3 separate regions of the Homo sapiens genome follow, and regions 1 and 2 are each linked to region 3. The links are chromatin contacts, found by Hi-C or POLR2A ChIA-PET in ENCODE. All regions are on one chromosome and are shown on one strand. Each heading gives the region's core, a stretch centred on a gene start or an enhancer-like site at or near the end of the contact. The rest is flanking DNA. Distances are from core to core; before and after follow the strand shown. Region 1 overlaps CBL (Cbl proto-oncogene). Region 2 holds the start of DRC12 (dynein regulatory complex subunit 12 homolog). Region 3 holds the start of SLC37A4 (solute carrier family 37 member 4).

Region 1 (2,700 bases), core at 130-2,629, 230 kb before region 3:
CAGATACAAATTATACTGAGACAGCACTAATAGAATCTAATCAAATATGTAGAAAGTCTATATCTAGTTACCATTAATTATTTAACTCCTGAGTATGTAACTTAGACATCGATTTCCATTTAAACATAGCATTTCCCTGAACAAATAAACAGAGTAGCTAATACTAAGCTTTGCAAAACTTGAGAAAGAACATGGAATGTTCTCTGTCCGAATATAAGACTATTAAAAGGGACAAAAACTAGAGAAATCTTCAATAAATGTTCCATGGAAAAGAATCTAGAGGCCAGGCGCGGTGGCTCACGCCTGTAATCCTAGCACTTTGGGAGGCCAAGGCAGACGGCTCACCTGAGGTCAGGAGTTCGAGACCAGCCTGGCCAACATGGCAAAACCCCATCTCTACTAAAAATACAAAAAATTAGCCAGGCGTGGTGGCGCACACCTGTAATCCCAGCTACTCGGATAGCTGAGGCATCAGAATCGCTTGAACCTGGGAAGCAGAGGTTGTAGTGTCCAGCCTGGAGACTTTGCCTCCATTAAAAAAAAAAAAAAAAAAAAGTAGAGATTTAACTGCCAAAGTGAAAGAAAATACAAATGCAGTGCAGTGGGGAGTCATTAAGGATCTGGGACTGGGGAGTGATATCTGATCATTTTAAGACCGAAAATGATAGCAATGTAGAAGGTGAATGAAAGAAGAAACTGCGAAAGCAGAGAGATCAATCAGCATAGTAGTGCAGTAGAAAAGTAATGGGAGCCTGAGATAGAAAAGTAACAGGGGCAGTAAAATAAAGACAGATTTGAGACAGACTGCAGCAGTAAAATCAAGAGTATGACTGAGTAAGAGAGGAGATAAACCTAGGGTATTACCAATAATATATTGGTAATAATGTAAAAGCTAATGTTTTTTAAGGGCTTACTAAGTACCAGGCACTTTACGTATTTTGTTATTTAACTAATTCTCACTTACAATCCCATCAGATTCCAATATTATCCCCATTTTACAGATGAGACAATTTAGGCATAAAGAAGCTGAGCCGACCAGCCTGGTCAACATGGTAAAACCCCATCTCTACTAAAAATACAAAAATTAGCCAGGCGTGATGGCACGTGCCTGTAGTCGCAGCTACTCGGGAGGCTGAGGCAGGAGAATTGATTGAACCCAGGAGGTGGAGGTTGCAGTGAGCCGAGATTGCACCACTAAATCCAGTCTGAACGACAGAGTGACACTCCATCTCAAAAAAAAAGAAAAGAAAAGAAAAAGAAAAAAAAAAAAAGAAGCTAAGCCAATAATCAATCCATGCTCATCATCACTACTCACTACATTATACAGTACTAACTCAGTAACGGGACATGAAAGAGGAAGTTGGTTTGCTGATGAAGAGGATACATTCAGTGTTCAGGTATTTTGAGTGTGGGAAGATACTAACATGAGTATAACTAGCAGGTAGCTTGGGAAAACAGATTTGTGAATAATCTGTGTAAGATTGTTGGCATCTCTGGGAATGGAACGGTCCATTTGCTAGTGCCCTTGTACAAGATAATCAAGCTGAAACTGAGTTTCCCCCTTTGAGAAGAGTGTGGAGGTAAGTGAGATAGAATCGGAAGGATACAAAAGAACAATATTACAGGTTTCTCCTACAAAAGGCAGAATAAATCCATGTGACAGGTATTTGGAAATACAATCCATGTCCCAAATGAGCTATATTTATAAGAAAACGATGCCAATTTTTTAGTTGTTCTCACCTAAGGCAGAAACTAATGCCATCTCTTTGAGACCCAATCTTTGTTTCTCAGTATCTTTTATATAAGCTTGATGAAAACACATTTAGTATCTTAGCACCTCAAAAATTATCAATTTTGGGGAGTTCTAACACCCATCCAGTGGTATCTATCATAATTCTCCCACCAGAAATATTTATATTTATATGGAACTTGAACATTAGAGCCCCTATGCAAAAGTAAATAGTATTTACTGTGTTTACTAAATTCACATAAATTTAGTAAATACTGTTTACTTTTGCATAGTGGCTCTAATATATAAGTAAATACACAAAATTTCAGTATTGTCAAATAAGCAGAGGTATATTCAATAAATGGGGAAAAACATAAGAATAAACAATACATGGGAGAAAAAAATCACAAATGTATCTTAAGCAGAATACAAGAAACTTAAAGCCACATAAGACTACCAACTTACCCAGGCACAGCAATTAGGCAAGAGAAAGAAAGGGCACCCAAATTGGAAGAGGAAGTCAAGCTATCTCTGTTTTGCCAATAATATCATCACATACCTAAAAAAAACCCCGAAGACTCCTCCAAAAGACAACTAGATTTGATAAGTGAATTCAGTTAAGTCTCAGGTTACGAAATCAACGTATACAAGTCAGCAGCACTGCTACACATCAACAATGACCAACCTGAGAATCAAATCAAGAACTCAATCCCTTTTACAATAGCTGAAAGAAAACAACACATAAAAACCTAGGAATATATTTAACCAAGGAGATGAAAGATCTCTACAAGGAGAATGACAAAACACTGCTGAAAGAAATCACAGAATACACAAACAAATGGAAACACATCTCGTGCTCAGGGACTGGAAGAATCAGTATCGTGAAAATGACCATACTGCCCAAAGCAATCGATAGATTCAATGCAATTCTTAACAAAATACCCACATCATTTTTTAAAGAATTAAAAGCA
Region 2 (2,700 bases), core at 186-2,685, 160 kb before region 3:
AGGGAAAGTGAGGGCTGCCTGACAAGGGAGGGCCACCCATCATACTCTCTCCCCAATGTTAATTCTTCCAGCCACTCCTGGCTCAAACAGGACGCTAAGAAGTATCCCCAAAGGGAGTCACCCCCACTGTTGCCCAGTAAATAATTTAAAAGCAAAAATGTAGGAAACTCAGGAGAAGGTCAAACAAGTCCACTAGAGGGAGCCCCAACCAACTCTATGCTACAGGGAGCCTCACAAAGCAATGTCTCAACACCTGTCTGAAAATCAACCACACAAGGGAATGGGGAAATGTAGCAATAGATTAAGTCACTAGGAGAGAAGATAGCCATGTAAACACGCAGCTAAAACACAGGCTTTTCAAGAGCTGCAAAATCAAACAATTAAAGATCAGGAAACTGATGCTGAGCAAAGTCAAATGGCTCGCCTCAGTTTACATATCCACAGTTGGGACTCAAACTCACATGTCTTGTCTCTAACCTGAGCTCTTTCCTCCACACTTGCATCCCTCTAGGTCAGTACCCTAGAGTCCATGGGTCCACTATTCCTCTGCGTCTCATTTCTCTGAAGTGGGAAACTCCCTGGACTACCTATTCCTGCACTTATTACCCTCATTCTACAGTGTACTGAAGAGGATCTTCGGTGGTCTGGGAGTTTTGTTTGTTTGAGACAGGGTCTCCCTCTGTCATCCAGGCTGGAGTGCAGTGGTGCAATCATAGCTCACTGCTGCCTCAACCTCCCAGGCTCAAGTGATTCTCCTGCTTCAGCCTCCCAAGTAGCTGAGACTACAGGTGTGCACCACCACACCAGGCTAATTTTTTAATTTTTTTGTAGAAATGAGGTCTCACTGTGTTGTCCAGGCTGGTCTCGAACTCCTGGCCTCAAGTAATCCTCCTGCCTCAGCTTCTCAAAATGCTGGGATTATAGGCACGAGCCACCGCCCCAGCTTAGATCTTCAGTTTTAAGCCTACTAATGTCATTTTGCTGGTGGGACCTCGGGATGTCAGTTGTCCAACATGGCTACTGTCAGTCCTTTTCCTCTGTATCAGCACCACATATTATCTCAGATGTGTACATCTGAATTTGGAAGTCTCCAAATTGCAGGCCATGTCTACATGGCAATGAATCATAACTAATCGACCTCCAAAGCCCTTTCTTTTCAAACTATACTTAGGATTTTGGGATAAGGAAAGAACTGACCCTTTGAGACCTTGATATTTTAAACTTTGTGAGCTGATTTAGCCCATTCCACCTTCCTGTGAACTCCATGTTTCCCAGTTGCCTGGACAACATACAGCCTCTGGAAACCCAACCTTCCAGCCCTCAGTCCTGCCCTCAAGAGAAATTTGCCACCAAGGATTGGCTCCCAGGACCCAGGCCCCGCCTCAGGCTCCTCGCTAGTTGGGCCTTCTCTCTGCCACTCCCCACGAGTGGGTCACTCCACGGGGAGCCCCAACGCTGGCAGGAGAGGATCCTACAGGTAGGAAGTGAGGGTTGAGGATGATGGGAAGAGGGAGGGGAGCAGGTACAGGGATTTCGTTTCTCTAAAAGAGAGTTGCAAGGAATGACTTCTGTACAGAGTCAGCCTGGTTGAGAGAAAAAACTCCATCCTCCCCACTGACCCCAACCCTGTCTGAGGTTCCAAAGAGACTGTGAACTGACTTTTCTGAAGGATATGAGAGACAAATTTGGACTCAGGAGAGTCTCCTGGTTCAGTCTAAAGCTCAGGAAAGCATCCCTGTGTCCAGACCTAAACATAAGGTCCCCTCCTTCTCCCAGGACAGCAAGGAGATGCCACCTAAAAACAAAGAAAAAGGGAAGAAATCTGGGGCACAGAAGAAGAAAAAGAACTGGGGTGAGTCATGGTGGGTGGAGGTGCCCCCTGCTTCTCCATGTTCTGCCATGAAGACCACGCAGAGCTCCTCCAGAGAGAATTCAGCCTTCTGCAGGACAGGATGGAGCTCTCTTGACCTACCTCTTTCATGTCCTCACAGCCAGATCCAGGGAGCTGAGGAAGTGGGGAAATGGTCACCCACGCTCTCCTTTAAGCCCCATCTAGCTCTGTGCCTTCCTAATATATTTGTCATGTGTATTTTGCATATCTGTTATGTGCTGGTCGGTGAGGACACGGTGCTGACTTCAGTAGACTCTGCCACTGTGGATACCTCATTTAGTGGTCCTCAGGTCTGCTGTGGCAAAAGTGCAGGGTGTGGGGTGAGGATGTGAGCAGAGTGAGGAATGCTGAGATCATGAAGAGCTGAGGCTCTGCCACTTGCCACCGCAGGTGCAGATGTGGTGGCCGAGTCCAGGCACAGGCTGGTGGTGCTGGAGAAGGAGCTGCTCCGAGACCACTTGGGTAAGGAGGGTAGAAGCTGGCATGGGTGGGCAACAGGGGAAGTGAAATGGGGCATTTCTGTATCCTGGGGGATTGGAGAGTTGGAGGTATGGTGGGGGGTTAAGTTGACCCTAACCATCCCCTAGTGGAAAAAGATGATGAGAGAGGGTGGGCAGTGAGAGTTGATAAAGGAAGGTGTTTTTTTTGTTTGTTTGTTTTTTGTTTTTTTTGGTTTTTTTGACAGAATTTTGCTCTATTGCCCGGGCTGGAGTGCAGTGGTATGGTCATAGTCCACTGTAATCTCTAACTCCTGGGCCGCAACAATCTTCCCGCCTCAGCCTCCCGAGTAGCTGGTATTACAGGTGCAC
Region 3 (2,700 bases), core at 201-2,700:
CTGGCTAATTTTGGTATTTTTAGTAGAGACAGGGTTTCACCATGTTGGCCAGGCTGGTCTCGAACTCCTGACTTCAAGTGATCTGCCCGCCTTGGCCTCCCAATGTGCTGGGATTACAAGCATGAGCCATCGCGTCCGGCCTGTCATCCTATTTTATCTCATCTCCTCCTCCTCCCTTCCCTGACCATCTTCTCTGGAGTAAAAGATCTTTGCTCTCAATTTTGGAACACTTACAATTCCTTCAGCCACTCTTGTTAGGAAGATATAAGGGAAGAGAGCGAGAGACAGGAGGCAACTCAACGGCCAAACAGGTTTATTCACAGGAATAAGCCTGCAAGGAGTTCCAGTCAGGAGTCTGGCTGAGACCCTGATCGCTTACAAGCTGAGGCTTTTATAATATCGTTTCTATTGGGGAGAGGTCGGGAAGTGCTGGCTGATTGGGACTGTTGGGGACTTTGTTAGGCTATGTTACCTTCTGTTGAAGCTATGGGCAGGGTTAACATTTGCTCTGTTTCTGAGAACACAGTCATCATTGTTGTAAAATAGCATCACTACTGTTACTCCTCACAACTCTTAACTGGGATCAGTGAAAACCATTGTTGTTGAGAACTCTTATAGAATTTCTGAGCTCTTATCTAAATCATCTGTTGAGTCTTCACAATGATCTACCAGGCTGGTAGGAAACGGGAGCTCATAGAGATTAACCAAGGTCATACAGTTAGAATGCTGTGGGTCTAGGACTAGAATTTGATATTTACTCCAGGCCCCGTCTCTGTCCCCAACAATCTAACCACAAGTTAAAATTCCAAATTGTGGGCTGGGCGCGGTGGCTCACGCCTGTAATCCCAGCACTTTGGGAGGCCGAGGTGAGCGGATCACGAGGTCAGGAGATCGAGACCATCCTGGCAAACACGGTGAAACCCCGTCTCTACTAAAAATACAAAAAATTACCCGGGCGTGGTGGTGGGCGCCCGTAGTCCCAGCTACTCGGGAGGCTGAGGCAGGAGAATGGTGTGAACCCGGGAGGAGGAGCTTGCAGTGAGCCGAAATCGCGCCACTGCACTCCAGCCTGGGCGACTGAGCGAGACTGTTTCAAAAAAAAAAAAAAAGAAAAAAAGAAAATACTGTGTGTTCCTACAACACCTTTCCCAGACTGTGAGCAACTTGGGAACAATGATTATCACCTTAGTGTTCGGTGTGTTTTGTAGAGGAGGGCACTCACTAAAAACTGGTTTGTTGAATGCAACCACTTAAGAATTGGACATGCCGTGCCCAGCCCCTAAGGGGCGCTATGCTCGTTCGTCCAAGGAGCAGCGTGACCAGCGGGAGGGAGTAAGTCGACGTCCCCGGCATGTGGGGCGGGGAACTCCACTGGCCGGCAAGCGAAGCAGCAGGCGAAGACCACGCCCCCGCCGGCCGCGCTTGCGCAGCCTTCGCTAGCCCCGCCCCGTCCTATTCGGGCTCCCGCCTCTGTTCAGGTAGGAGGCGGTATGCGGGGGAGGGGAGTCACCTGAGGGCGGGGATCTCAGGTCTTGGGGAGCCATTGTTGGCGAACCCCAACTTCCGATACGACCCGGAGCTGTTCCTGCAGTTCCAGAGACAATTCATGGGTCTTGGGGCCACCGAGGCGCTGTCCCTGACCACCAGCACGAGACCCCTTTCTATCGCGCCAGTCCTGTGGTCTCCGCACCTCTCCAGCTCCTGCACCCCCGGCCCCCGTGGTTCCCAGCCGCACAGTAGCGTGTCCTGGGTAGCGTGAGGACCCACGGGGCTGGGCAGGTGCCACGAGCCCGCCGCCTCTTCGCCGCCCGCCGCCTCTCCTCCTCTCCCGCCCGCCGCCTGGCCCTCCCCTACCAGGCTGAGCCTCTGGGTGCCAGAAGCGCGGGGCCTCCGGGAGAATACGTGCGGTCGCCCGCTCCGCGTGCGCCTACGCCTTCTGCTCCAGTTGCTTTCCCAATTGAGCGGAAAAGCCGGGGCATGTTGCCGGGGCCCTGGGCGGGACGGTTGTGCCCTGCAGCCCGAAGCCCGCCGGGGCACCTTCCCGCCCACGAGCTGCCCAGTCCCTCTGCTTGCGGCCCCTGCCAACGTCCCACAGGTTGGAAACCAGACCCTGCAGCCCCCAGCTAGCCCGAAGGAAGCCCAGACTGACGTCGCAGGGTAATGGGGACCCAGAGGTAGCTCTGTGGGGCCCCATCAGGACCTCAGCCCTTAGCGGGGCTTTCTGTGTGACACCGTGGGACCTGAACTGGGGAGGTCCCCCTTGCACAGAATTACAAGGGGCAACTGTAGGAAACAATTAAATCTATTATGTGCTAAGTATTGAGAGTTCCACGGATTGAGGCCCTCTCTAGAAGGCTTAGAAGTGGGGTAGCCGGGGTATGTGTCTGACTTTGTGTTTTGGTGCGGTGGTGGTGAGTGGGTGTAGAAACTAATAGTGCCAAGTGCAGTGCCTGTCAACTAGTAAGTTAATAAACCTTCCGTGAATGAATGAGAAGGTTCTGTGACTGAGGGAGCAGGGCTAGAGAGGGCATCTCTGCTCATCCCACCCCTGCCTCCCCTGGGCTCAGGCAGACAAAAGTAATTAGGTTGAACCTTTAATCAAAGCTGGTTTCACAGGCAAGCAGACATGATAGAGGAGGTAAAGGCAGAAATCCTGGGGACACAGGGTGCTGGCCTGGCTCACAGGCATGCCTCCTTCCG

The links. Hi-C counts contacts between places; a loop is a spot of excess contacts on that map. ChIA-PET counts read pairs that join two places held with the same protein, here RNA polymerase II (POLR2A). Pooled maps may share reads with other maps.
Region 1: a loop to region 3 is called in a pooled map, with 4 times the contacts of the local background. The contact joins the enhancer-like site here to the promoter of SLC37A4 in region 3. A Hi-C loop is called at or near these places in 5 of 50 pooled maps. POLR2A ChIA-PET finds 5 or more read pairs at or near these places in 2 of 52 experiments (RWPE1 and T-cell).
Region 2: a loop to region 3 is called in a map of ovary, with 3 times the contacts of the local background. The contact joins the promoter of DRC12 here to the promoter of SLC37A4 in region 3. A Hi-C loop is called at or near these places in 3 of 168 maps with a recorded cell type or tissue (lower leg skin, naive thymus-derived CD4-positive, alpha-beta T cell and ovary), 3 of 37 single-sample maps with no recorded cell type and 12 of 50 pooled maps. POLR2A ChIA-PET finds 5 or more read pairs at or near these places in 5 of 52 experiments (H1, K562, PC-9 and 2 more).

What each region holds. Positions count from the first base shown.
Region 1 is chr11:119,258,795-119,261,494 of GRCh38, reverse strand. The region is part of intron 2 of CBL (Cbl proto-oncogene); the gene reads right to left. Among named protein-coding and RNA genes, the nearest start is that of MIR6756, 53 kb to the left of the region's middle. RefSeq lists an enhancer at 818-877. Within about 2 kb of position 1,379, at least 4 of the 41 ENCODE cell types and tissues checked have a DNase peak (open chromatin) inside an H3K27ac peak, as active enhancers do.
Region 2 is chr11:119,194,576-119,197,275 of GRCh38, reverse strand. DRC12 (dynein regulatory complex subunit 12 homolog) reads left to right here and starts at 1,435. Exons shown (of 7, transcript NM_001145018.3): 1 at 1,435-1,477; 2 at 1,777-1,852; 3 at 2,282-2,353. The coding sequence starts at 1,789.
Region 3 is chr11:119,029,627-119,032,326 of GRCh38, reverse strand. It overlaps SLC37A4 (solute carrier family 37 member 4), which reads left to right and starts at 1,450. Exons shown (of 10, transcript NM_001467.6): 1 at 1,450-1,478. RefSeq lists a silencer at 1,836-1,995.